Regions from separate parts of the Homo sapiens genome. Here all the other regions are linked to region 1. Evidence: chromatin loops called from intact Hi-C (ENCODE). Cell type or tissue: IMR-90. All regions are shown on one strand.

The links. Hi-C counts contacts between places; a loop is a spot of excess contacts. Peaks named below come from ENCODE experiments on the same cell type or tissue, not always from the same donor. Only the 100,000 strongest peaks of a DNase experiment are listed, where the experiment ranks them.
Region 2: it touches region 1 in a loop (5-fold over the local background); 2 of 110 quality-filtered maps call a loop at or near these places.
Region 3: it touches region 1 in a loop (2.9-fold over the local background); 8 of 110 quality-filtered maps call a loop at or near these places.
Region 4: a loop joins it to region 1, with 3 times the contacts of the local background. A loop is called at or near these places in 5 of 110 quality-filtered maps.
Region 5: it touches region 1 in a loop (2.3-fold over the local background); 4 of 110 quality-filtered maps call a loop at or near these places.
Region 6: a loop joins it to region 1, with 2.6 times the contacts of the local background. A loop is called at or near these places in 3 of 110 quality-filtered maps.
Region 7: a loop joins it to region 1, with 3 times the contacts of the local background. A loop is called at or near these places in 2 of 110 quality-filtered maps.

What each region holds. Positions count from the first base shown.
Region 1 is chr10:61,902,846-61,906,845 of GRCh38, forward strand. All of the region lies in intron 2 of ARID5B (AT-rich interaction domain 5B), which reads left to right. Among named protein-coding and RNA genes, the nearest start is that of ARID5B, 3.1 kb to the left of the region's middle. RefSeq lists a silencer at 286-605. In IMR-90, CTCF peaks have their summits at 743, 2,136 and 2,587; a DNase peak (open chromatin) is centred at 2,066; H3K4me3 peaks cover 2,138 bases; H3K27ac peaks cover 2,089 bases.
Region 2 is chr10:61,138,575-61,142,574 of GRCh38, forward strand. No RefSeq gene overlaps it. Among named protein-coding and RNA genes, the nearest start is that of LINC00845, 120 kb to the left of the region's middle. In IMR-90, a CTCF peak has its summit at 2,385 (motif pointing right); a DNase peak (open chromatin) is centred at 2,397.
Region 3 is chr10:61,627,465-61,631,464 of GRCh38, forward strand. No RefSeq gene overlaps it. Among named protein-coding and RNA genes, the nearest start is that of CABCOCO1, 33 kb to the right of the region's middle. In IMR-90, no CTCF peak of the experiment used is centred here; DNase peaks (open chromatin) are centred at 917 and 1,587; H3K27ac peaks cover 2,380 bases.
Region 4 is chr10:61,731,312-61,735,311 of GRCh38, forward strand. All of the region lies in intron 5 of CABCOCO1 (ciliary associated calcium binding coiled-coil 1), which reads left to right. Among named protein-coding and RNA genes, the nearest start is that of CABCOCO1, 70 kb to the left of the region's middle. In IMR-90, a CTCF peak has its summit at 2,220 (motif pointing left); a DNase peak (open chromatin) is centred at 2,210.
Region 5 is chr10:61,269,284-61,273,283 of GRCh38, forward strand. No RefSeq gene overlaps it. Among named protein-coding and RNA genes, the nearest start is that of TMEM26-AS1, 180 kb to the right of the region's middle. In IMR-90, a CTCF peak has its summit at 2,289; a DNase peak (open chromatin) is centred at 2,348; H3K27ac peaks cover 210 bases.
Region 6 is chr10:61,789,139-61,793,138 of GRCh38, forward strand. The region is part of intron 3 of LINC02625 (long intergenic non-protein coding RNA 2625); the gene reads right to left. Among named protein-coding and RNA genes, the nearest start is that of LINC02625, 77 kb to the right of the region's middle. In IMR-90, no CTCF peak of the experiment used is centred here; a DNase peak (open chromatin) is centred at 2,233; H3K27ac peaks cover 1,409 bases.
Region 7 is chr10:61,450,215-61,454,214 of GRCh38, forward strand. TMEM26 (transmembrane protein 26) reads right to left here and starts at 3,167. Exons shown (of 6, transcript NM_178505.8): 1 at 2,677-3,167. The coding sequence starts at 2,867. It overlaps TMEM26-AS1 (TMEM26 antisense RNA 1), which reads left to right and starts at 2,425. Exons shown (of 6, transcript NR_120643.1): 1 at 2,425-3,075. RefSeq lists a silencer at 1,957-2,251. In IMR-90, no CTCF peak of the experiment used is centred here; no DNase peak of the experiment used is centred here; H3K4me3 peaks cover 1,217 bases; H3K27ac peaks cover 823 bases; H3K27me3 peaks cover 324 bases.

The sequences.
Region 1 (4,000 bases):
GTTCTTTTTTCAAAGTAAGTATTTGATATGTTTAAGAGGGCGGAAATTACGAAATGGAGGCAGAATGAGATCAAAAGCTATTGAGTTGGCAAAGACGTGTTGAATAAAGTGATAAATGACAGGTACTGGAATAATACATTCAAATAACTTGCAGATCTGCCCGGGCGGATTTCAAAGCGGTGGTGTAACAGGCACAAACACGTTAAGCATTAACAACTATCTCTCGCCCACTCCCCCTCCCCCCGGACAAGCCATTTGATGTTCTAGTTTGCAATTACTCCACGCAAAGTGGACGTCCTCCTGCGCGATCTTTGGGGGTGTGTGGGACGGGGGCGGGGGAGGGGAGGGCAGAGGGGTGTGTGCTCGCCCACTGGCCCTGCGGGTCCAGCGTTCTCCGTGCCCAGACGGCGCTCCCGGGGAGGGCGGGGAGGGGACAGAGCCTCCCCGGCACGTTTCTGGGCGGCCGCGGGGGCGCTCGCCGCGCTCCCGGGAGGACGCCGGAGGTGAGCCCGCTGTCACTGGGCGCCGGGGCGGCCGCCTCCCTTCGGCTCTGTCATTTCATGTGTGACCGCAGTTCTGCGGGCTCCCCTCCTCAGCTGACCGACCTCAGCGCCGTGGTACCTACCGAGGGGAACTATTTTGGGGAGTCTGTGCCCACGGCGCAGCGGGGAGGGAGGGCGCACTGCCGCCTGGCGAGGCTTTGTGTTGCCAAAGCGAGAGCAGGGTAATCAAACAGACTTTTGAGGGCAGCTAGTGCTGTGCCAGGCTCTCGAGCTTTCGAGGTAGGTGTAAGGATCTAAGGATCTTTTTGTTAAATGAATGGTTTCCCGTTTAACTCATCCCGGGGCTCGGAGCTGCCAGTCCTTCCAGAATTCCTCGGTTTGATCGAGTTGATAGTACTTTTGGCATTGCTAGTTCACTCCCTCTCCCCAGGATCGAATTACTCGTCAGTGGTCTATGCCGGTTAATTACTGGAGTTCGTCGAAACGTTCGCCCTCGAATCTGCCTTTTCGGAAATAAGCCCCTCCCACCTCCCCGCTCACCTCCCCCCTCCACCCTCCCCGGCCAGCTTTGGTTTTTAAATGTTCATATTTCCCGACGTCCGCCTGCAATTTTAAAAAGGTGTTGTTTGGAAATACTGTGAAAAATCCTGCAACCTACCAACAGGTTGAGCTCTTTCCCCCTCCCAAGGTCTGGCTCGGCCCCCTCCCCCGACCCAACTTTCCTGCGCAGCTGTCTTCCTCCCCCTCCCTCTCCCCCTCCTGATTTCTTATTATTTGCTTTTCAAATTTATTACTTCAACATGGCCTGTGATCTGGAAAAGGGAAGGATTAAATATCCAGAAAAGAACTGGTGCTTAACAGACTTCTGACTAAGTCCAGGAGGAAATTATTCAGTGTTTTATGGGATATTTTGTGGTCACTCTTTTTTGGGGGGCGGGGAATTGAAATTGGGATGTTTTTTAAAGACCCTGAGTTGACCCCACTTGGTACAGTTTTAATTTTTGTTGGTGTAATTAAATGGTGAATTCTGATTTAAGAATAAAGGCTATATTTGCCAAACGTTGCATCTGCTAGAAGTGTTGACAGTGAATAGATATATTTTTAAATACACGATTTCTTTTTAATTGTTCATTATGGGGAATTGAAAGGGAACCATTGTAATGATCTGTGCATTTCGTCACTGCTATATGAGCCATACCTGAGAAAATTAATCTTGCCATTTAAAAGTAAACTCTAGGGGGTTTGCGGAGGGAGATGGCTCTATTTATAATCCTCAGCTGCATATACATCGTCTAATATTATGCATGATTTGTTTTTTAATGCTAACACGGCTGGTAATTAGCTGTATGATTATACTTGTATATTTCATTAGGACTTTGGCTGATGTCATTGTGAATTATTCAGCCATATTAAAACAATTTTCAATTGAGATAATGACACGCCTCAAAATTATGCAAATGCAGACTGCATTGTGCAAAATAATTATGACAAATGTAAAGCAGGTAGAAAGTTTCCCAATGCAGATCGGTTTTCCACCCTGGTGATGTCATTTCCCCCCTGGCCTAAGTTAGTCATTCATTAGCAGAATAGCAGCAGCAGTCTTCTCTGGAGGAGAGCCTTACAGAAACCAGCATTTACTGCTGGCACCTAGAGGGGGCAACAGGGCCCTCTCATTAAGAAATTTGCTTTGTTTTCACTTATTCCATTAACTTGTTTATATACATTTAAATGATTTTTATTATTGATTTTAAATAGTTTTGAATGATGCATTTGCCATTTGCAATGTGTAACTGAAAGAGAAAGGTTTCTTGGTGATATGCACTGTTACTTGGAGAAAATGTTCAGCACATTTAATCAGCCAGTACAGTTTATTTTAAGTAACCAAATGGAGATTAATAATTTCTTGATTGAGCTGACATCAGCATCCATTTCGAAAGGACAGCCAGGACTCAGTATGCTTTTTTTGGTTTAAGAGAATCATTCTGCCTTTTTATGATTTCTTGAAATGTAAAGACGTCAGTTCTAAAAGCAGAAAAATGATCATTGTGCAAGATTAGAAATAGCGTCCCTGTGTGGTTTGCTGTGATTTGCAGAGGGTTTTTTTTTTTTTGGAATATTTTCTCATGATTTTTGTAATAAATTGTGGGAGGCTGGATAAGGCAGGACTTTGTACACCCATTTTACAGATGGGGACATAGACTCGGAAAGGTTATGTGGTTTGTCAAAGGTCACCAGGCTAGAACCCAGGCCTCCTTGAAATTCAAGGTTATCTTTTCTCCCCAGTGAAACCTACCCTTGAAAGCAGAGCTTGAATTCATCATATTACATTCTAGAAGTGTGTACTAATGTGAACAGTCCCTCAGACATTTTAGAATTGTAACTAGTTAATCAGTTTTGCCAAAGGTCACCAGATGTCTAGGTAGCAAAACTATCCTTATCCTGTAAAGTTAAGCTAATTCTAATCAGTGGTATATAATGATAACAGTTATATTTTAATAGTTATTAATGAGCATTAACAACTTACTATTCATTTTAATGATGATGGTGATGATTTATATGCTTATATACACCAATGCCTTCATATATAATACTTCCAGTGTTCGCAACTGGTGTTGAGGAAAAGCATTCAAGAAAGTCACATTTTGATTCTGCAGCTTGCTATTTGCTTAATCTTGAACAACCATAAGTACTTGGAACCTCAGTTTCTTCAGCTGCAAAATGGGAACAAAGTAGGGATGACTATAGATTGTTGGTGAAGATCAAGAGGATTTATAGGCAAAAGAGCTTTATATACTATAAAGTACTTAAATAAATAGAAAATAATTATGATTATAGTGACCTTTGTTCTAGATATTCTTAATTTTATAAACAATAAAAAAAAAACTTGTGTCTGTGTGGAGGTTCTTGGACCTAAAAATGATACCATCTTAAATTACCATGAAAATGAATAGCAGGGCCATGTGCAAGGAGTTAAGTGTCTTTAGTAATTACTTAGAATTGCCACATTCAGCCACTAGCTCTTCAGAGGAGGAAAATGGCAAAGTAGGCGGGTAATTGGTTCTGTTACTGGATAACTTCTGATTACATTCATTTTCCAATTGCCAAGTGCTTAATCTATTGGCAGTATACCCTCTTAAAATGGGTGGATATGCAAGCTTGGATTTCAGCCTGACCAGCCATCGCTGGGATTTTATAAGAAGGTTTGCTGGTCACCTCCAACTGTGCTTGTGGATGGCTAAGCTAATGATGTCCAGGAGTCAAGATCAGGCATACCTGGATGTTACAGATTCTAGCATGCATTCCAGATTTCTAAAAGTGATTCAGTTATCACCAGCCTCACTACTGAATTAAAAAATGCTAAAAATCCATGTTCTGGGGCCCCTATTGAAGTCTCCTCAAATAGAATCTCTAGAGTTGGGTCCAGGAGTCTGAATTTTAAATATTTAAACAGTCTCAGTCTAGCTGTGTTATCTTGGGCAAGTTCTAAACTCTCTGTG
Region 2 (4,000 bases), 760 kb before region 1:
ATTCTGATGCTGCTGGTCTTGGGACCAGACTTTGAGAACCACTGACTTATTCCTATTTTGCTACCAAGAGAATTACAGCCTTGAACCCTTCCAGCTAATAGGGCCTCAGCTTTTGGTAACCAGCGTCAGTATGCTTAAATAAAACATTGAACCTGTTCACTAAGATTCTGCTCCTCCAGCATCTGCATCAGTTCACCAAGCTCTCTCAGGCTCTAATTTGTCTTCGTGAACCATCAGCCTTGCTCTAACTTTTCCAACAACTGCTTCCTCTCAGGCTTCACTTGGCTTCTACAGCAAATGGAACCTGCTCATCCCCAAGAGATTCTAATTAACTCTCTTGGGGCCAACTCCCTGAGTGAATGACTTGAATAACTCAGCATGATTGCAATGTTTTATTTATTTAAAGATTCCAAATTCTTCTACCCTGCATGCCTATGTTAAACAAGGACAACCCAAAAAACAATCATGAATTAAAGAAATGCTTCTTTATACCCTGAGTTGTTCCTCTGTTCTCCGACTCTTTCCATGTTCCTTTAACTTTCACAGATGGCCAATCTTTCTTGATTTTAATTTGGCAAGGGCCCTCCTTAAACATATTTTGATGATGGTAATAGAAAATAAAAATTAACTACAAGACTGCTGTCCTAATCTGTCATTAACAGGTTTTTCTTCCTTTGGAAAGATTAGCAGAGTATGAATCATTTCAGAGGGCTTCTTTTTCTTTTCTTTTCCTTGCTTTGTTCCTCTCTCCCTTCCTTCCTCCCTCCCTTCCTTCCTTTCCTTCTTCCTTTCTTTTTCTTTCTCTCTCTTTCTCTTTTACTTTAATCTTCTTCTCTCCCTCCTTTCTTTCTTTCTCTCTTCTCCTTTCCTCCCTTTCTTTCTTCCTTTTTCTTCTTTTCCCTTTTTTTCCCCTTAGGCCCAACCCTTCCAGTCCCCGTTTTTTGCAGTGTCGAATTTCTTGCCACAAAATTGATGCAATTGCCGCATTCTCTGCAATGAATATACAGGCTCCCTTCTTGCTCTCAGAGAAGTGAAGCCTATCCTTGTTACCTTCAGCTCCCCGTACCAGTGAGCAACTTGGCCACGCAGGGACTTTAGGGCCTGAGAATGGATTCCTCGAAGTACTCTGCAGGAATTGATTAAAACAGGAAGGAGAGGGGCGGGGAGATGAGAGAGCCAGCAGAGGAAAATAACATGTTAGTGCTCCTTTGTGCCTTACTGAAGTCAAGGCTGACTTCATAGTGTCACTCAGGGAAGGAGGCCAGGATTCTAAAGAGGAGAAATGATTAAGAGGGAAGCACAGAGGAGGATGAATTCAGAACCAAGCAGGGAAAAAACCTCATACCAGCCATTATGATAAAATCAAGTAGGTGCAAGGAAATGAATGGGCAATTTGAGAGTGAAAATTATTTTATATCAGGCAGAAGACAGGATTCAAGGGTACTTCTAGCTTCAGGTATCTCTCACCATGCAATGTATTGATGTTGAGCTGTAAAATAAATTACTTAGAGTCTAACTTTCCCATTGGTTTTATTATTAAAGTTATTTTATAATATAATTTTATAATATAAATACATTTAATATATACTTATATGAATATAAATATATTTATATTTTAAATATAATAATGTTATGTGTTTACAAATGATTCTAAGTTATATAAATTATTTTCATAAGCTATACAGATCTTTCTAATGAGTGAGGTGAGGACTTTTGATGAGCAAGAGGAGGAGTTGTAGGCTGCTCCTGTGGCATGCTGGGTGTTTTAGAGAATTGAATGGGATTTGACTTTCCTCATTTTCCTTGTTTTTGTTCTTACAATCTGATTTTTTAATAATGGATCCTTCCTTTCTTTCTACCCTTGGTAGAAGTAAGAAGTATTTATTTCATACTTAGAAGTCCCTAGTTTCCATATTTACAATGCCAAATTTAATCTCCTTATCTTTTGCCTAATTTGAGCATAGAAAAAAAATTTTTTTCATTAACTTGGATTCCAGATTTGCAATCTGTGAGCTTTCAGATAGTGTCACTTAAGAAAAAAATCAATCAAGATAGGGTCATACAATTTTTGTCCACTTAGGGGAACAAAGTGACATTGAGAATTTTTAAAACTTCAATTAAGAAAAGAATTAATTGCAATTTAAGGCAAATCACTACAGTATAAGCTGAATATTTGCTACAGTAAACAAAAATATTGTCTGTAAAGACATAGACGAACTCACTTTGTGTCTAAGTCAAATTACCTAGAGTATTTGAATGAGGCAAAAGCGTGTAAAAGTGATGTTCTCCTACCATGGATTTCGCCCAGTTCAGTCTGGCTGTTTTCCATTGTGTCTGACTTCCAGAGGTTTTGTAGTACAATGTTCAGCAGTTCTGGTTGAAAACACTACATTTCACCAATAGGTGTCACTGTCTAACGCATGATATATTCAGACATTTAAAAAAATTATCATGTATGGATTTCGAGGTTCTGTAATTCTAATGAATTCCATACTTTATCAGTGTCGCAGTGTAGAAACATTGAGCATTAAGTTTCTATAGAGCAAAGACTCTAGAGGCTGCTGGGGGCAGAGGAAGGAGGTGGATCAGATACAGAATTCTAGCATTTTAGCTATTTCAGGGGGAAGTTAAGAGTAACAGTACGGATCTTGAGCTCACTGGCACTCAGAAGACTGTGATCAAGCTGATGACATAAATAATTTGAACAATTGCTTCTTGAGGCTCAATTGCTTTTTCCCCCCTTTAATCAGTGAAGAGTTGCCCTTGAACACTTGACAAAGCAGGCAGTATTTAGGGATTAGAAAAAGAGAAGAGAATCACTGTTTTGTCAAATTCTCTTAAAGATTTAAAGGCCTAAGTTGAATTCCCCCTCAACTTTTTTTTTTTTTTTTTTTTTAGACAGGGTCTTGCTCTATCACCCAAGATGGAGTGCAGTGGCATGACCATAGCTCACTGCAGCTTTGAACTCCTGAGCTCAAGCAATGCCCCCACCTCAGCCTCCCTAGGAGCTGGGACTACAAGGTGCATGCCAGCACACCCAGAAAATTTTTTAATTTTAATTTTAATCTTTTGGTGGAGATGAGATCTTGCTATGTTGCCCAGGCTGTTCTCAAACTTCTGGCCTCACGGGATCCTCCCACCTCAGCCTTCCAAATTGCTGGGATTACAGATGTGAACCTCCACACTGGTCACTTTCATCTTGATGGTACAAGAAGAAAGTTGCTTTTCCATGAACTTTAGTGAACCTCATGGAAAGTTTATTTTTTATCAACTGCTTTAAAATTTATTATGGAGGTTTTTGAACCTATACAAAGTTAGAGAGAATAGTATGATATACCTTGATGAGCATATGACACAGCTTTAACTATTATCAATGTATGGCCAGCCCTGTTTCATCTGTACCTTCTCACCTCTGCCTTACTCTACTGGATGATTTTGAAGTAAATACTAGACATGATATAACTCCACCCCTATATATTGATGTATGTATCTCTAAGAGACAAGAACACTATTTTTAACCATTCTTAATATCTTAAAAATTAACATTATTTTTAATATAATCTAATATGCTGTCAGTATTCAACTTTTTTCTTACTGCTCCATAAATATCTTTTCTTTTTCAATTGGTTTATTTGAATTAGGATTCAAATTGCTTTTGGAGGATGGGTTTTATAAAACTCTTCTAAGGTGTAATAGTTTTCTTCTCTCTTTTTAAAAATGCTATTTCTTTGCTTGAAGAAGCTGGATCTTTTGTTTCATAGAATATCCTGCACTCTCGAGTCAGCCTATTACATCCTTGTGATGGCATTTGGTATGGTCATCTATCTTTTGTGTATTTCTTGCAAACTGAAAGTTATATCTAGATGCTTGATTTTATTCATGTTCAATTTTTTTGAAAACACTTTTTATAGATGATGCTCTATTTTTGTCATTGTATCACATAAGAAGCATATGATGTTTGACACACACACATACTCTGTCTGCTGTATTTAATTTTTTA
Region 3 (4,000 bases), 280 kb before region 1:
TGTTTTCTCATCTGCATGAAAAATAGAGGTTATTATAAACACGTGGCAGAGATGGTAAAAGGTTATGAGAGATCATGTAATTAACATAAAGCGCAAGTGTCTACACATAACAGGCCATTGATAGCCATAGTGCACTATTCTTTCTATTCCAGAAGCTGGACCATACTGCCTTAAATTATTTTCAAAGTATCACAATTGCCTATGGAGACTCAGGCATCTCTGTAAAGTAGATTAAGTAATTATCCCTCAGATTGTTCAGATGGAGAAGCCAAAGCAAAGAACAGTCAAAGCAACTTCCACAGGCTGCAAACAGAGTTGTTGGCAGAGTAAGGTCAAGAACTCAAGATTTTTCTAAAGAATCTCAAAGTAATTCATGTACTTTATTCATTGCCACTATAGTCCTGCTAAGCTGGTAGGAGGAAACTGCTGTCACTGCATTTGGTAAATGGTGAATCTAAGACATATGAATGCTAAATGACCTATAAGAATTATTAATGTTAAACAATGACAGAGCAAGGACTAAAACCTTAGCCTATGGATCTGCCATTTTCTTAACACTGAACTTCCCTATCCCACAAACTTTTAAACTGGAGCTCTACAAAAATGAATTACTGATCAGCACACTCAGAAAAAAAAAATGAAGAGAACAGAGAGACAGAAGGGAAATGGAAAGAACTCTTAGGAAATTTGACGGAATAAAGATAAACACTGAAAATGGTAGAAGTTGTGAATATGGCCCATATGTTCTTCTGGAGCCTGAAATTACCAAGACAAATAGGTGGGAATATATGACTGCTAGACAGACAATGTACCAGAGATATCCATCTAGGGATATAGTAATCAAAGTGTTATCAAGAAACGTGTCTTCAGGATCATGGAGAATATGCTATTCTGATGATGACTCAGAAATTTCAAAATTCTTGGTTTGTGCCTGCATAAAATGAGTTATTGGCTTGAAACAGAACAGAGAAGACAGACTTGCAATGCAGAAAATATTTTACTCCTTTTTAACTAGCTCTTTGCAAAAGAATGTTATGATAGTTGGTGAAGAAGCACTTTCTAAAATAAGAATATCTGTTTTGGGCACAGAACAATTCTTAATATTTCCATGTTTTAAAAGCAGTAGTTTTCCAGCACTGTTTAAAAATTAATAACTATGATGTTCCAGAATTCTTGTGCCTCCTTTCTGAAGACAGACTGGGGAGGAGGCTTTTGCCGATATTAAGTCATGAGCTATATAAGGCATACCTCTTGAATACTTGCTGGCACTGACTTAATTCTACTGTCTACATGATAACCTACATTTTTTTCCCCTTTAAGATACAGCAGAGTGAAGGCAATACCTTTATCTTTTTGATGGAGATAGAGAATTTCATTTTCTAGAGAGATACTTTCTGAGAATTTCTAAGGACACTTAATTCCCAGGAGGGCTTAATGAACACCACAGGTCAAGGACAATTTAAATATGTCAAGCACAATTTAAGAACAGTCCTGCCTAGAGGCAGAATGACACATCTTAGTGGGAGGTGTTTGAATTATGCTGGAATTCAGAACATGCGATGACGCACTATAGTATTTACTTCAGTTCTTTCCTACCCCTGACTCTTAAGTAATCAAAAGAGAAAAACAACATTTCACGTTTCTTCATGCTTGGGCTGTGTGGGCTGTGTGGGCTGTGTGGGCTCTGTGTGTGTGTGTGTGTGTGTGTGTGTGTGTGTATTGGAGAGAGAATGTCTTCCCTCCTTATGGAAGTAGCATGACACTCTTAGAGTTTGAGCTTCAGAGTTCAACTTTCACAATTGGTCTAAGACAGAAAAGATAACTGGAAAAAGATAGATACTTAGCAAAACTGAAAAATCAGCAAAAAGAATCAACAATGTCTTTTTATGGGACCACAGGTACCCTTCTTCCCCAGTGTGTGACTTTGTGAAATCTCTTATATATGCTCTGTTTTCCCCAACCTAACGACCACACTCCACCACTTCACCCACATTAAATGGCACCCCATCCAAAAACCATAAACTTGAACTTTCCTGAGCTCTTGTTAAAGGATTGAACTAGGCCCTTTCCCCTTCAAGGCACAATGGCATGTGATTGCAAATGTATCCAATTTGGCTTGCATAGCATCTTGTCAGATCCGATTCAGTGCCACTCATTAAAAACAAAGAGTGCTCACCTCTAATCTGAATTTTGTACTTTTTGAGAAGAACTGGAAGATCTGAAGATACTGGGCTCACCATCCTGAAAGGCAACAGCCTCCAAGAGAGGAGTCTCTCCTGCCCCTTTAGACAGGTCATGCGCATTGCTGTTTACCAACTTCCCAGAGGGCTCCCTCTATGTTTGTTACTGTTGACTGCAGGGAGGGGTGCGTGGTTAGGGACTTTCAGTCAATGCCAGCATGTGGCCCATGAGAACAGAGAGGGTGGCCCCCCTTTAGAAGCACAGAGGGGAGCGGGGTGCAGTAATGTGCACATGTAGCTCTAGTCACTTGCTGGGAGGGAGACTGAGGCCGGAGGATCATTTGAACACAGGAGTTCAAGGCCAGTCGGACAACATAGTGAGACCCAGTCTTTAAAAAAAGTTATATATAAAAATAAAGAAAAAAAAGGTTATACAGAAGCACAGAGAGGAGTCGAGAGGCCTGGTGAAGTTGCCTCTCATGCTGCAAGGTGTGTCACTGCTGGCTGTACACCTATAGGCACAACTAAGTGTCCACAGATTGGGGGAGTTCTTTTTTTGTTTGTTTTGTTGTTTTATCATAGAGAAAAAACTAAACTCAAATAACCAAAGAAATCCAAGACCAAAACTGCCCATATCCCCATCATCTAAACAAAGCAGTGCTGGTTTTTGTGTTGTTGTTGTTTTTTTTTTTTTTTTGAGAAGGAGTTTCACTCTTGTCACCCAGGCTGGAGTGCAATAGCACAAATGCAACCTCCACCTCCCAGATTCAAGCAATTCTCCTGCCTCAGCCTCCTGAGTAGCTGGGATTACAAGTGTGCGCCACCACACCTGGCTAATTTTTGTATTTTTAGTAGAGATGGGGGTTTCACCACGCTGGTCAGGCTGGTCTCGAACCCCTGACCTCAGGTGATCCACCCACATCAGCCTTCCAAAGTGCTGGGATTATAGGTGTGAGCTACTGCACCCAGCCCAGTGCTCTCTTTTAACCACGTTACCTTGAAACCATGTTCATAGGAACATTCAAAGATGACCTATTTGTGGCAATGTCGGAGGCCTGACTGTGATATATTGCATATGTTCCGTTTACATCACACTAGGAACCTATCATTTTCCACAGCTTTTTTATCCTTTTCTCCCCAAAGTACCTAAGGTAACCCCACAAACATGACAGCATCTATGCATCTATAAATGTAGATATAGGAGCATTTTGTTAGGAGAAAATGGGGTCCTGCTATATATATATATATATATATATATACTTCTCTGCAGCATGCTTTTCTCATGTAACAATACAACATAGATAAGAGGAAGTTTATGTCACTGAAAAACCCTTTGACAAAGTTTTACAGAGAGTCCCAGGAAGCCTTTTACCTCTTCATAGATGTTCTGTTAAGACCTCTTTGTCTGCTCCTAACTGATGAGCAGGTCCCCCTGAGGTGAGCAGACACACAGGAGTTAGACTCACCCCAGGCATGGCTCACTGGGAAAGCCATGTTATTAAAAGCCATGTTATTAAAAGTCAGATCGACCTAAGTTTGAATCCTTCCTCTGCCACTTACTGGCTCTGTCACCCTTGGGTGCAGTATTGTTTCAGACAGTAAGCTAGCTTGGAGCACCTCACCAAGGTGCAGCAGCTGAAGAGCTACTCAAACCTGATGCAGGCCCATACTCAATTAACTTACCCAGGACTTAGCCATAAGAAAAACTCAGAACATAAGCTAATGTTTTAATTCTAGCATACACATGAATGTTTCGTGTTATGAATTATTCTTATTTTGAATTATATAGGGGGGTTACCATAATCTTTTTGGTGTTTAGC
Region 4 (4,000 bases), 170 kb before region 1:
TAGGAATGGTCATCTGAGCTATCAGGAGAAGCTGCTTCCACACATACTGGCTCTTGTTTTCGTTGGGTTTTGTTACATAATCCTCTGAGGAGGCATGGTTCTTTCAGTCCTTCACCTGAAGATGAAACCCACATAAAATCCAGGATCTTCCTTTTATCTCCCTTGCATTGTAGAAGTTTTCAGTATTTACCAAATCTCATATTTCACCTTCTCATTTTTTTTTGTATTAAGATTAATACAGCAGTTGCCCCTCAAAATACTTCTAAGGAGTCAAACTTGGAAATTAAACAGATTTTTGCAGCAAAATTTTGATTAGTGCTTAATGGAGCATTTTGCTTAACTAAATTTGCTTTTGACGTGATATTTTATGAAAAATCTGTTGGCACAATTTTCTGACTGGAAAAACATTAAAAATGGAAGGGAGGGAGGGAGGAAGGGAGGGAGGACAGAGGGAGGAAGGGAAGGAGGGAGGGAGGGAGGGAAGGGGGGGAAAGTTTCTTTTTTAAAGGGAGATCTTTTAGTACCTCAAAGTCATATAAAATCCAGCAGAAATTGCTTCACCCTTAATATAGATGCCAGAAGTTACATTATTTTGAGTGATTGATATCAAGCCATTTGATTACAATTTACCTGTTCTAAAATTTCTAAACAATGAAGAATCTCATAATTAAAATGTTCTGATTAACTAGATTCCAGATTTTAAAGCAAAAGAATTTTGAATATATATGGTTCTATTGTTTGTCAGACTGTATAAAATTTGCCAGTTTTATATAACAATATTTAAAAGTAATTTTATTATGTGAAAGCAGATTACCCAAGTCTTTCTTTAAATCTACTTTTTGAATTCTTTATTGGCATAAAGATCTGTATGAGCTGAAAGAAAAGATATTTAAATTAATACAGTCTGCCTGGATTCCCCAGGGGAGTGATGAACTAGCATTTTAATTACTAACAAATTTAATTATTCAATCCAGGTGTGAACCATCAAAAATTTAGAGAACTCCTTTGCTTTAAGCAAGTACTTTTCATTTCTAGGAAAATATGATGCCATCAATGTCTAATCTAGAATGCAGGTTCAAAAAGCTGTCAGATTTGTAATGTGGTTACATTATTTTGTTTCAATTGTAAATTCCCAGAACATTAAATCTATCAATAGTTGACTGTAAAGACAACAACTACCACCCAAAAGTTAAGCCCTGCTGATATAGCCCACTTTAACTTTTTACCAGTCTTGGAATTACCTAAATCCTTTTGGCAAAACTGAAAAATGAAAAGTTTCCTTACTGGAAATAGATTTGCTATGTAAACAGTTATTAGAACCATATAATCTGTATCTATAACTACTGCTCCTGCGACTTTTCAAATTTAATAAAACTGTCTATTCAGTACAGCTTTCTTGGATTTGCAAGGCTCTGTTAGTCCTCAAAATAATAAGGCAAGGCTCACAAAGACAGATGGCAATTGCCAAGATTACAAGTACTTTTATATTGATTTTAAAAACTCTAGTAAAATATCAAAATATGTTATCTCCTGGAGAACAACTTGAAAATAAACTAGTGAAATTGAAAGTTAGGATGAGAAACGCTTATTAAATCTTAATCTTGGCCAAATCTTGATCTTTATCATTACAGTGAATGTTTTTAGAGCTTTTATTGGGATCAAGTGAACCAGTTTGGAAATGCTTTGATATTTATGTTTGGATTCTGTTTCTACATTTACTAAGATTTATGTAACTATCTACCATCTACTTAGCTAGATGTACCATTGCAAGTAGTATATACCGTGTTTAACTAATACCATTTACATATGCTTTTTATAAATAGTATCACTTATAGGTAATACATGCGTTTATCTGTTGTAATGTCTTTTGGGTTTGATTGCTTAACCAAATGTTCTAAACTATTTCTGTTATTTTAAAGCATTATATAATTTTAACCTATTTATAGTTTATTTCATTCAGAACATGCATCCTGCCATTTTTTGCTGTATTTTGAGATAAGATTTTATGTTAAATACATGCCTCAAAAGAAAGATTAAATTACCTACCTAATTTAGCAAAGAAAAAATATTTACCATATGTGAAGTCTACCTAGCTTGAGTTTTGAAATCCAGAATTTTCTAATCCAGGAGAAGGACTCACTATTTAAGGTGTTTAATCAAGAGCTGGAGAAGGACAGAATGAATTGCTGTGGCTGCAACTTACACCAGAGTCACACTATAGTGCCCTCCTGTGGAGGTTTGGTTAAAACTTCATTTTTGTGCCCATGAGAATGATTTTCAAACTAAGTGACAAAGTCATCACATTCAAAATTGCCAAAGTTCAATATAGTTTTGTCATTTTTTTCCTTTGCAACTAGACATTAAATTACTTTCAAAATATAAGAAACATTCACAGTTCAGAAGATTTGCAGTTCAAAATACAAACCGAGACTTGTCAGCATTTTATCTACATTTCTTATTTTATTTTAGTGGATTTTACCTCAATTTTTACTTAAATAGTTGAATGTTAAAGAGGAGAGAGCATAATCAGTTCCTGAACTAGGAAGATAAATTCTTCAGCTAACATATTTACAGATTTATGTAATAAAAAGAGTTTTCTTGTTAAAAGCATAAAGATTATAATATTGTAGAATCCCAAAAGAAAAAATAACAACAAAAGTTTAGACTATACACTCATTTATATTCATCAAAAAATGTGCAAACAGTGATTCTTTTTCAAACTGTTATACTTCCCCCCGCTTACCCCCAGTTGAAGAGTTAACCTTTTTTTCTGAAGATAAATTAATGCTACTTATTACGTATTTATTTCAAAATAATTTGGTTCATTTGTTTTTTCTCTCTGCCCTAAACCTCTTTTTACACTTAGTTTCAAGGGTATGAAAATGTGAATTTTATCATATGTGGCACGTGCACACTCATATATGCCCTGAGACTTCTTTACACAGTTGTCATTTGTACACCTTTAAAATTAAGTTTCAGTGTATACAAAATTCTCAGATCGATGGATTAGGTATTTCCTTTTGCATTTCCTCTTTTCCTCCCCAGCCCAATGCTCCACCACCCAAGCTTTTCTAATTTGCGACTGCCAGGGATGCCTGTTAACTATTGAAAACCTGAAGCCCACCTTCACTCTTCAATGGGATATTAAACAAGTGTTAAGAATCATAGAACCTAATTAAGACTTTATTCAAGAAGTAGGAAGGGGGAAAAAAAAAACACTAAAAAGACTTAAGAGAAAAACCAGGAAGTTTTACGCAGCATTTTATGTCAACAAGAAACACAATGGATTTTTATCTCTTCACATAAATCTTTTTAAATCTGTCTCCTGAAAATGGGAAGGAGAAAACATTGGTTTTTCAAAGTTTAAATGTCTGTAATTACAGACCATTAGCTAACTGGCAACGTTCATAACTAAAGAAGTAAGTGGAGCGCTCTCTGTAGGAATGGCCATTATCAAAGAGATTGTGAGTGAGCTCATCCAAACTAGAAGTGTTAGATAAAATTTTAAAACAAGAACAAAAATAGGATGAGAAAATGCAGAACAGGGTGGAAGATGGTGTTCATTTCCTTTAGTAAAAAATGGCTTAATTTGTGAGACCAGATTAGATAAGAAACATAACTGAGAAATTCAACCTAACCTAAAAGTAACCTTAAAATGTTAAATAAAATTTGCTTAGTACTGCGCATTCTTGTTGTCCTGTGTTCAAAAGAGAATTTAGAAGAATGAGATTTTTCCAAGGCCAGGAATACATAAAGTTCCATTAATGAGCGAAGGTGATATCTAAGATGCCTCTTTAGAATAGTCTCAAGAGAATAAAATTGGGAGCCAGCTAGAAAATTTCCCTCAAAACAATCCAGGATGAACCCCCAAAAGCCATTTATAAAGTAAGTAAGCATCACAGGGCTCAAAGTCAAAAGAGAATGTGTGGGGCTCAGAACACATCCTCTCCAGAAATCTAATTTAGTATCATCAAGAACTTGGTTTGCTCTCTTCCTAGAC
Region 5 (4,000 bases), 630 kb before region 1:
AGCAATGATTAAACAGAAGCCTTATGATTCCAATGTCAGAGTCCTATCTATAAGAAAACCGGGGATGCAAATGGTCAGAATCATTCCATGCAAGGAAATGGTAAGTTCAAGATGGTGGTTATCTCTGGGGAGGGAAGGAAGAGACTTGACACTGGACAAAGGTAGCAAAGGGGGATGGCAGTTCTGTAGTGATTTTTACAGATTGAATTTTAGCCACAAAGAAGTGGGACAAAGTGCAAACCAGATTAATGCTTAATTATAACTATATTTCTGCCCAGAATCTGGCATGTAATTCTTGTTAGTCCTGTGGGGATAGTTTCAGTCAGGTGCTGTGGAAAATGCCATACCAAAAGGAAAAAATACACAATCTTCTCTCACCACAAAAATATAACATACTAGGATACATATACATCCTACTTGTATATGTAAAATATATAATTTATATTTATTATTTTTTATATTATATATAAAAATAATTTAAATGCTATAAGACAAGTGTATCAAAAATGCTAAGATACTCAAGAGGGAGAGGCATTATTGGTTGGAGTGTGCAGGGGAGAAAAAGAGGAACAGGGAGAAGGTTTCTTGTAAAGGGAGGTTTGGGGTGGGGCTGGAGGGATGGTAAGGCACTACAAAGTAAGAAAGTTGTCTAACAAAGAATAGAGAAAAAAGAGACATTTTTGTCCAACAGTGGCAATTCCTACTTGGCTGCATTGCAGGTTATATGCATCAGGAATAGAGGGAGTAAATTCAGGGAGATAAATTGGGACAGAGCACTGAAAATTTTGAATCTCCAGATAATGAGATTAAACCTTATTTACAAGGTACTAGCAAGTTACAGAATCTCTTTAAGCAGATGTTTGGCATGATGTGAGCTGCACTTTGGGAGAATTACTCTGGCATCATGGGTAAGATGATTTGGACAGGAAAGAGTGCAAGAGCAGCTTCAGTCTTCAGGCCACAGTAGCATAATAGCTCAGGTGAAAAAAAATCATGGGCCTGCCCTGGCGCAGTGGCTCAGGCCTGTAATTCCAGCACTTTGGGAGGCCGAGGTGGGTGAATCACCTGAGGTCGGGAGTTCGAGACCCACCTGGCCAACATGGAGAAACCCTGTCTCTACTAAAAATACAAAATTAGCTGGGTATGGTGGTGCATGCCTGTAATCCCAACTACTGCAGAGGCTGAGGCAGGATAATCGCTTGAACCTGGGAGGCGGAGGTTGCAGTGAGCCAAGATGGTGCCATTGCACTCCAGCCTGGGCAACAAGAGCGAAACTCCAACTCAAAACAAAAACAAAAACAAAAACAAAAACAAAAAACAAACAAAAAAAACATGGGTCTGAACAAGGGGATTAATAATAACGGATAGAAGTGAATACATTTTTTTAAATGAAGAACTGATGAGGAGGTTGGGAGGCAGCTGGGAGGGTATCAGTTGTGGCTTACTTTTTGAATCCCCCCAAATTCCCATAGACCAGGGTTTCTCAACCTCACCACTATTGACATTTAGACTGGATAAGTTTTAGTTGTGAAGGACTGTCCTGTGCATGTTTAATAGCATCCCTGGTCTTTGTCCACTAGATGCTAGTATTACCTCTCCTCCAGTGTGAAAGCCAAAACTGCCACTGATATTGGTTAATTCCTTTGGGGGACAAAGTTATCCCCAGTGGAGAATCACTGCCCTATATAAAACCAATAGAGCCACTATGATAAAAAATTCAAAAAAATCCATAGACAGTATCTATTCATATCTGCTATCTATCTATCTATCTCTATATATAACTAAATGTTAAGCTATTTCCAAAGACTCCAAAATATAAGGGATTAGAAAAAAGCCCTGAGAGCCATCAGACATGAGCAGTATCAGCATCTCTGTAGAAGGAAGTAAAAGAAAGACAATGTGGGTTGTGAGGATTCTGATACCAGAATATTCCATATTTCTTATAGATATACACTGGAAAACGACTGAACTGGGTAAGAGTCTTGCAGGCTCTGAATCATGGGTGAGAGCAAGGGGACCATGTTTGATAGGATCTAATGGTGCTGGAATAATCTGGGCCCTCTAAGCCATTGATGATAACAAGCCAACCTTCCCTTCCAGGAGAAATTGTTAGCATGAGCTTCACATTGAGAAGAACAGGGACAAAAAGAGCAGGAAAAAAATAAAAAAGAAAAAAAGAAAACTCCAGATGAAAAGGGATTAGGGAATAGAAGAGAGAGATTCCACAAAATGCAAGCCTATGTATATTTAAGTTACTTTAAGGTAAGAAACAGAAGAGGGAGTCCTAGAGTCATGAGTCTAGAAAAGTTACTTCGCCCTTTCCTCCCTCCTAAAAGTACACAAAAACTCATTTACTTAAGCATGAGCAAAGCAAAAAGTATGCAGTCTCAGAAGAATGAGAAGCAGAATGAATTCCCTATGACCTGGGAGGCACAAAGAATGACATGCCCTCAAAAACAGATGAAGACTGAAGCCCGGTATTTCAAAATGAGCTAAAATAAACCAAGCTAATGGTAGAAGCTGTGACAAGAAATCACAAATAGAATAACTCAGAAATGAGATGATTAAGGAAGATTTAAAATTAGAGTTACATAAGTTGAGAAAAAACTAGAAATAAATAAAATCATTTCACTAAAGAAGTTGAGCCAAGAGGAACACAAAAGCAAATAAACAGAATAGTGCAATGAGAGAAACAGAACATAGAAAGGAAGAAAAAAAATTTTAATCAAAATGATGTAAATAAAGCGTTAAAAAAATAAAGCACCTGAGAGAAAATGATGGTTTAGAAATTTCAACGTATGTCTAATACAGGGGTTCCTAACCCAGGGTCCATGGATGTCAGGGTTTATGGGTAAAATTTAGGTGGTGCAATGAACTTGGTTAAGAAATATATTATGTATATATTTTTACTGACCTCTGGCTGAAATTTAACGTTTTTCTTTAATTATCAACATATGCACCAAACCACAGTAGTACTGACAGTATCTACGATTTTATCACCAAAAATGATCACAAAAGTCAAAATGCCAAATTACAGTTTGGAAAAACAGCTCCAAATACCATTTATGCTCATCACTTTTTTCAATTTGTAGTTGTTAACTATATTTAGATCTCATTAATTAAGAACTATATCTCATTACTTAATAGTTAATAAAGAGTTAATAACTGCAACATAATTTTAAATTATTTTGACAACTGTATTTCAATATAATTAGTTTCCTTTGAAATGCTGTATGTTCTCCTTTATACATCTAAAAATATTATTCTGTGAAACACTCCATTGTTTTTGCCAGACTGCTGCTTCCATGATACAACAAATTTGGTAACTACTGTTATATAAAAGGAATCTCTGAAGAGAAATTATAATTTGAAAACTTTCCTAAAATAAAAACAATTAGAAATTATGTATTAAGAGGACTTGAAATTTGACCCATAATGGCCAACACCATCCTTTAAAATAAATATCTTTAGGCTATCCCACCAAAAAGATAAGTAGAAAGAAAGTTAGATTGTCATCAGAATTTTTAACAGACATACTTTTAGGGCCAAAAATATTATAGTAATATATTTAAGATACTCACAAGAAGAAAATGTCAGCCAAGAATCTTATGTTCAGCCAAACTGACCTTTAAGTACAAAAAGCCTATGGTCAATTGATGTCAACATGCAAAAACACAGAGAACATTGTTCTCATGTGCTCTTCTTAAGGAGTCTACCAAACCACAAAGAAATAAGAATGGATTTAAGAGCAAGTGTTCAAAACTTTTATGGCACTTTGACATTGCCATGACATCCAAGTACATGAATCATTTCTCAAGTAATTTGTTTTCATTGTATTTTACTAAAGTATTGTTCCATGAAAGATTATTATAAAGTTTTAAAAAATCCCTGTACTAAAATATGAGCTTCAGACAACCAAATTTACTGAAAGCATGGGTAAAGAACATTAAATATCAATATACTTGTACAATCAAGACCAAAAATACACTATAAATGAGGC
Region 6 (4,000 bases), 110 kb before region 1:
TGGAGGATTATGGCTTTAAATAAATGGGACTCACTCTCCTACCAGCATCTTCCCCATTCCAATGCAATCCTCCACACTAGACCATCTGCCAGTTGCTCTGGCAGGAGTGTGTCACCAAGTAGAATGGATCCACTAATTCTGGGATAAAGTCAAGAAAATTCCTCCAATGCAGAACACAACACTAACCTCAGTGACTGTAGCCCTTATATATCCAACGATCTTCTAGGGAAGCAAGAGAGAAAGCACCAATAAAATTCCAAAGCAAAAAGATAAACATCACTTGTAAATGAAGCAATGGGGTACAATTTGGAGCAAATGTTCACTGATAATAAATCAAAAGCTCAATATTTGCCCCCTCAGGCCTCCCCAAACTTCCCATCAGTAAAATGCTATCAAAACAAGCAAGGAAAAACATATTCCTACTTCAATTTCTATTTCAGTGCAAAATACAGTTCTCAAAATGTCAGTTTCATCTAGTTTGGCCTTTCCAAGAACGTGCATAGTTAATCGTCAATGAACTGTAGTGTTTGGAGGATGCTGTTTAATTGAATTTTCAGGTTAACTGGGGCTAAGCAGAAAACTTTTTTTCTTTTTTGTTTCTAGTAGGAATCCTATAAAGTACTGATGGAATGGAAATGATGGTGTCCTGGAGACCCAGGGACCTAGGTTCCTAGGAAATTTCTTGGGAAGTCATATGCAAAAGAAATCCTGACAAAAAGAAGGCAAATAATACGTCATTGTCAGCTGTGTTTGTGTCCCAGGCCTTTAGGTAGAGCTCTCTGATAGAGTTAGCTGGAGCCTATGCCTTAGCTCAGGACTTTTAGGTCCTCACCCTGCCCATGTGCCTAAAGTCAAATCTTATTATTAGGACATCACAGGAAAAGAGCAAATAAAGAATGTTTACAATGAGAAGAAAGTGCAAAATATCCTTGCTTAATATGCCACATGGAAGTGAGTGCTAAACTGCCTACTTCAGCCTCCTGAAGAAGAGAAGCAGATTTTACCCTTAATAATAAATGTGGTTCACGGCAAAAATGGGTTTCACCTCATGGATAATTTTATGCCTTTTTAAATGAAATTTTACTCTATTATATAGATGATGACTTGAATATTACTCCTCCATGTCTTTACCAGATTCAGAGAATATAACACCACTAAATTACTATCATTGCCATCATTACAAACACATATTTTCTAGCACAGTTGGTTCCACAATAGACTAGCATACCGGTGCTTACTGTAGGGAAATGTAAAAGAGAAGGCCAGCGCAGCGGTCATTTAAAGAGATCTAAGCCATCTAAATTATCCTCCTAAAAACCCTTCAAAATCCTAAGAAGACAAGTAATATTAATTTACTTTTAAAGTAAGGATACTTTTTATAATTAGTACCTTGCCCTTTTGTTTAAATTGTGATAGTCAAATACATTTTTTAATGATATATGAATAGTTCATGGATAATACAGGCCCTTATATAAACAATAGGTATGGAACATATAATTCCATTTTAAACTTGTCATTTTACATTTTTGCAATTTAATAGTAATTAGATCCTAATCTCATTATCTTAAGACTTTGCAGTTTGTATCTTGGATTTCAGGACAATGAAAGGTCACCTCTGAGTTATGTGAAGCTGTGGCCTTGTTTGGGAACACAATTCCCAAATATAACACTGTTTGAATGGGAATATATTATCCATTATACTCTGATGCATTCAATGATCTAGTTTCCAGAAATAGATTTTGGCAAATAGCGAGGACTGAACTTCTATTAATGATACCTCTGCCTCCCTGCTTTAATTACTTCCTTGAATCAGGTATAGAAAGCAATTGATTCATCTATTGATTATGGTAAACAAGCACCATAGGGAGCTTCATTGCCATTTCATAGAGGGCTTGTGGCAAAAAGGGATGTATCCATCCTTCAGTTCATAGGACAAAGAAGCCCATGCATGAAGTCACCATAGCACTTAGAGACCAGTGTCCACCAACCATGAAAACCAAATAGGCTGCAATTCCTTTTGATTCTGCACCTCCCTAAGGGGGCATGAAGTTTCTCCAAAGAGAGTTTGAAGGCCTTGTCTGCCCAGATCTGGATGCAAAGCTCAGTTAGGTTCAGCTCTGAGGCTCTGACACCACAGGCTCAGGAGTTTGCTTACATTACTCTGAGATCACAGGTCACCCTCCGAGATCCCAGCGAATTCACTCTCCCACAGTTTACCCCAGGAGTCCAACAGGCAGAGTGTGAGAGGGTGAAAGATGAATCTGGGTAAAGTCATAACCATTCCCAGAAAAAGAATCCCAAGCATGTACTCAGCTCAAATATGAACTGGGGGACATCCAATGAGCCTGTCACATGACACTGGACTTGGGAAAAGTAAGTCAAAAATATGCTTGCTTACTTGGTTCATGATTAACTATTTAAGACAAGTTGCATGGATGCAAAACACATATGAAAAAGTGAAAGCATAAGGCAAATCCACAAAGGGACAAAAAGCCCTAATGACAATAATAAAAATACCATGATATTTTGTTTCCAACTGAGTTAGTCAGAACACTATCAGCTATTGGTGACTGACAAAAATGCAACTCAAACTAGTTGCAACCAGAAAGGGAACCTATCAGTTCATAAACTTGGAAATTCAATCTTGCTTCAGGTACTACTGAATCCCAGATACTCAAATGATGTCTTCATTATGCCTTCACTCTATCACCATCTCCTGGCTCTGGATGTTCTGTGTTGGATTCACTGATCTCTTCACAAATTCCCAAAGAACCTGTAGTTCCAGGCTTGTTTCTGTTGCTTGCAATCTTAGAAAGAAAAAAAACAGATCCTCTCCTCTAAAAGTTTCAGCAGAAGTCCAAGGGTTACGCGCATCAGCCCAGTTTGGGTTGAATGCCATCCATAAGTTTTACACTGCACCTAGGGGATGGAATGTGCTTATTAGACCTATTCCTGTTCAAGAGGTGTTGGAAGCCCCACCTGAACAGCACTGATCAAAAGAGAGGAAGGGGACAGTCCCCAAAGGAAAAGTGAGAGAGTGATGGCAAAATAAGGGAAAAGGGTGTTGGGCAGACAAACAACAGATAACCATTTTAGCTACCAACACTCAGATGGCAGTCTGTGGATTAGACTTGGAAATGCCTAAAATTCTCTAGACAATCTCAGTGCCATCTCCGGCATTTGCTCTTCAGTTCAAAGACCCAAGACTACATCAACTAGAAGACTCATAGTGCATTGCTCATTCATTCAACAACTATTGTGCACCTCCCCAGACCTAGTTACTGGGGATACAATGGCAAGCAAGATGTATAAAGTATGATAAAAGATAGGATAAGGAATGACATCACAACTAATATTTATCATTAGGTGGCAGACACTGTGATGAATTTATTTACATAATTTTAAGGGTGTTACCAAACACAGAGAAAGGAATCCTAGCCCAGCCTTGGGAGATCAGGAAATGCTTCTAGAGGAAATGAACTTGAAGTTGAGGTTTGAAAAATGGGTAAGAGTTTGTCTAATCAAAGAGAGAAGTTAGGTAGTTCAAGCAAAGGAAACAGCACAAGCAATGTCTCCCAAATCAAGAAACAGTATAGTATTTTAGAGGAACAGAAAGACTTGTATAAACTCAAATAGTTTATTAATATAAACATTCTTAAGGGCAAAAACTATTCTTATTCCACTTACAATGTAATCTTAAACAGGTTACTTGAATCCTCTGGGGGTCTCTCATAATGTTGTTATAAGGATCAAATGTAATAATATAGGTAAAATAGTAAATTTAAAGTCATCTACAACTCCAAGGCACACGTCAAGAACTAAAACTATTATGTAGATTCATAAATCCTGCATGATTAAGGAAAGATGACTGGCTCTGTATAATTGGGTCACTTGAGAAAAACATGCTTGAGCTTTCTGATGTCTATTTACCCACTAAGCTTCCTTATACTCATTGTGTGAGGTTAAACACACACAGGAGTCATGTGTCTTTTATATCAGT
Region 7 (4,000 bases), 450 kb before region 1:
ATTAATATTTTTCTATATAGAGGTATAGATGTTGCCATAATGTTTACTTCATCTCTATTTAATTCCATCAGCCTAGATTTTCGAATGGAAATTTTTTCTTAACACTCAAAAACAAAAATTACACCTTGCTTTACTCAGAATACTTCACCTAGAAAGGGAATGTTCCCCAAATTGAACGTTTTTTCATTGTTAACATATTATTTCAAGGATAATTTCCTACATGTTTTAGCAGCCCATGTTCTGATTTTTTATTCTCACATTTATGACAGAATAGTGTGTGGGCTTTTTCCACCACAAAAATGAGCATATGTCTATATTCAGTTGTATTTGGTAACATCAATAGAATAAAGCATTATTAATCATATTCCTATTTAGACCATTTACCAAGACTCATTTGTTGCTGAAATTTTATACTAAGTCAAATCAATCAACTTTTTTCTTTGCTTATTTTCAAATATGAGTGTAGATACTATGCCAGCAAGATTTTCCTTGAATTCATGTTATAATGCACAATATATATAATGGGTCTGTTCTTCCAAAATAAAGGTGAGAATTTTTTTTTTGACGTTTTTGCCTGGAACCAATGGTTTATTGGCTAGTCACTCAAGTAAATTTGTCTGACTTGTGCGGACATAAAGTGTGCCTAGTTGATACAATAATATTTTTAATAAGAAGAAAATAAAGAAAAATCTTTGGATTTAGAAAAGATCATTGCTTTCTTATTCATCACCAGTCAACATATATTATTTTATATAATTCTCTAATCACCTATGAGGTAAGTATTCACAGGTAAGAAATTGAGGCTGAGACATTAAGTAGCCTGCTCAAGGTCTGACAGCAAGTAGGAAAACCCAGATTTTACCCCATTATCTGTCTGATTTTGAGGTGCGTACTCTAAACACTAGTATATCCCCAGTTCCCTGTATAACTTGACTTATTGACCATCACTCATTTTTATCCCAACCATTTTTCCTCTCTCGGTTGTAAGTCACATGTCAGTACCAATCAGCAGTAAACAAAGATGTAGACGTGAAGGTAAAGTTCCATTGGCTATAGTATTTACACACAACAGGAATGTTTGACTTAATGCGAGTTAAGGCCTCTGGTCTACTCTTGGAGGGGGAGAGCAGCCCCTCTTCTGAGGCTGAAGGTCTCCTAGAAACTCTGGCGGTTGGTGGCAGGACTATTTTCCAATGAACAGTTTTCAGCCTCAGACTTCATCTTTCTGTGACCAAAGATATTTCCACTCTGGCTTATTAAACCTACTCAGTCAAAGTTAAATCAATGTTATATGACCTGCTGAGTGAACAAACACTTTTCTCCCCCTTTGTTTCTTTATCCCTGAGGCTTACTTGGGAAACTAACACCATTTTTCTTTGAGATTTCCAAAAGGCACACTGGAAAGTACCTCAAATGTCTCACGCTTAATAAATTCTTCATGGGGGTGGGGAGGTGGAGCCAGGGGTAGTCACATTCCCATCCTGGTCGTATTAAATTAGGATTGTTCTTGAATAATTTCAGCATTGATAATTCTAGAAATTTTTCAACAGTAGAAAATGTAAGTAAGATTCACATCATCTTCAGAGGCAACATGTTTTCTTCCGTGAACTGTCAGGAAATACAAAGCCTTTTGTAGTTTAGTATGTAAAACTGTAGAGGGGTTGTTTCATTTTTTTTGAACACAATGACTATAATGCCATTGTGTATGTAATTGTAAATTGCCTAATACCATTTTCTCCTTTCTCATAGCATGAGATATTTTTAATGTATTGATATATATATATATATATATGAAAACACATCCTATTTAAAGAATTAAAAGAGAAAGAGGCCTAACTTGGAGAAGTTCTGGATGAACTTCCAGATGGATTCCTCTGGGGGTTGGGGGAGGCTCTTCGTCAATGGCAAGAGAATCTTTTTCTCAATTATTTGATTGCCATTCAAGCCTTTCGGGGAGGAAATAAGCACCACACGTGGCGTGTAGTTATTGCACACAGACGTTAAGACTGAACCACTACCTGCTGGTCCCTTCACCAGCGTTACAACCCGTTCCTTGCAAGATAGGCAGGCCGTTAGCCAAGCCCCAAAGCCAGCAAACCCAGACACCTGAAGCTGGCGCTGTGCTAGAGAACGCGCGACGCGCGCGGCTGGAGGGAAGGGAAGCGGATGAAACCACAGACGTGCAGCGAGGGTCTTCTCGTCTTAGGAGGGTGGCCAGTGTGCTCAGCTCTTGCGAAGGTCGCTGATGCCCAGCGAAGGACATTCCCACATGTGCACGCACGCAGAGTAACCCGCGCACACTCACACACCCCAGTTTCAGAAGGCACACTACATGGCAACCTCCTTGTCCCAAGACTCCCCTATTTGCGGGCACATTCAGCAAAATAGACCAGCGCTTCCTCTCTTTACTCATCTTCCAAGTTTCCAAACCTGAGACTGGGTGACTCTTGCCTAGGCTCACAGATCGAGCCTTCCCAGTGTTGCACTGGGACCCTAGGGTGGCCCTGGGGTGCCCAAGAGATGCGCAAGCATCTCGCGCCTTCCAAGCGATCAGCGAGGAAAAACGGGGTCCAAATTCGAGTAGAATCTGCGGGTTGCGGGAAGATGGCCTGCGAGTGCGGTGGGGGACAATACCCTAGGGCCCCGTGCGCCCTCGCTTTCCCGGGGCACTCTCACCATTTGTAGCCTCTGCCGCGCTTGAACTTGAGGGTGAGCGCAGTCTCCAGGAAGAGCAAGAGGTTGAGCAGCGCAAGCAGCCAGTACCGCGGCTCCTTCTTCACCTCGGTCACTCGCCAGACCCCGACCAGCGAGTGCAGCAGGAACAGCAACCGAGTGGCCAGGGCGTTAAGGAAGACCAGTCCCTCCATGCTGGCCGGAGCACTCTGCCTACGTCCCCTTGCCTGCGCCCCCAGGACCCTGCCGGGCGTGCCCGGAGCCCACCGGTGAGCAGGAATATGACAAGCACTGAGACCTGCTGCTGCTTGTGGTCCCTTCTCACCCTCAGCGCCCGATGCCGGTAGAACTGGTGCGCGGCTCGCCCCTCCCCCAAACTTCCTGAGAACTCTTCAAAGAGGGGTGAGTCCAAACCCAGCTTTTCCAGACTGCTGGGTTTTCCAGGGAGTCTGGGGCTGCGCTGCCCTGTCTCCAGGGCGTTATTCTCCAGCGCTGCCCATCCCCCTCCCAATCTCGGGGCCAGTCTCCATCCCTGTCCGGTATCCCCGCCCCCGGGCCTCTGTGAGGTTCCCAAGAACTTCCCCATCACGAGGGGGCGGAAAGAGGAGGGAGGAGGACTGAAGGTCAAGGTGCAGCACAGCCAGAAAGGCGGAGGAGGAGAGCATCTCTGGCAGCTCCGCCTTACTTTTCCACCGAAGTACTTTAATTCACTAACACGTTTCACGCTGTCATGCTGACCCGAAGCCGGGACGCAGGAGGGCCAAAGAATCCAAGCAATTTTAGAAACCCCGTTACTGCCCAGCTTGAATTAAAACTTCCTAGGATCAGAGGCAGTCAGACCCTCTGGGCTTTCTGCGAGTTTAGCGCACCTCCCTGGGCCAGTGGGTAGCCCTGCTCACTTTTACTACTCGAAGATTCCTTATTGTGCCATCCCCCACCGCACCCCACCCCTGTTGGTTATTTTTTTTTCTTGAAAAAAATATAGGGGTAGCAAGATAAGACGGAAGAAGGGAAAGTGGAGGAGGAGAGGAATGATAAAACCAGGAATGCCATTAGAAGGTAAAATGCATGCACTCTCAAATTCAAGGACCTGTGCTCTTGAGATCAATGACCATGAATTAAACTCTCCTCTTTCCAGCGTCCAACACAAGAAATGAAGTCGGGGTTTCCCAAAACACCTTCATGATTTTTGTTTGCTTGTTTGGTGTCCTACCACCTGTACTACTATTGACTTAATATTTTTCTTTAAATGTCCTCAAATTTTTACTCAAATAAATTTATTTTAAAAAGAAACTTTGTATCATTTGTAAATGGAAAGCCTGTATAA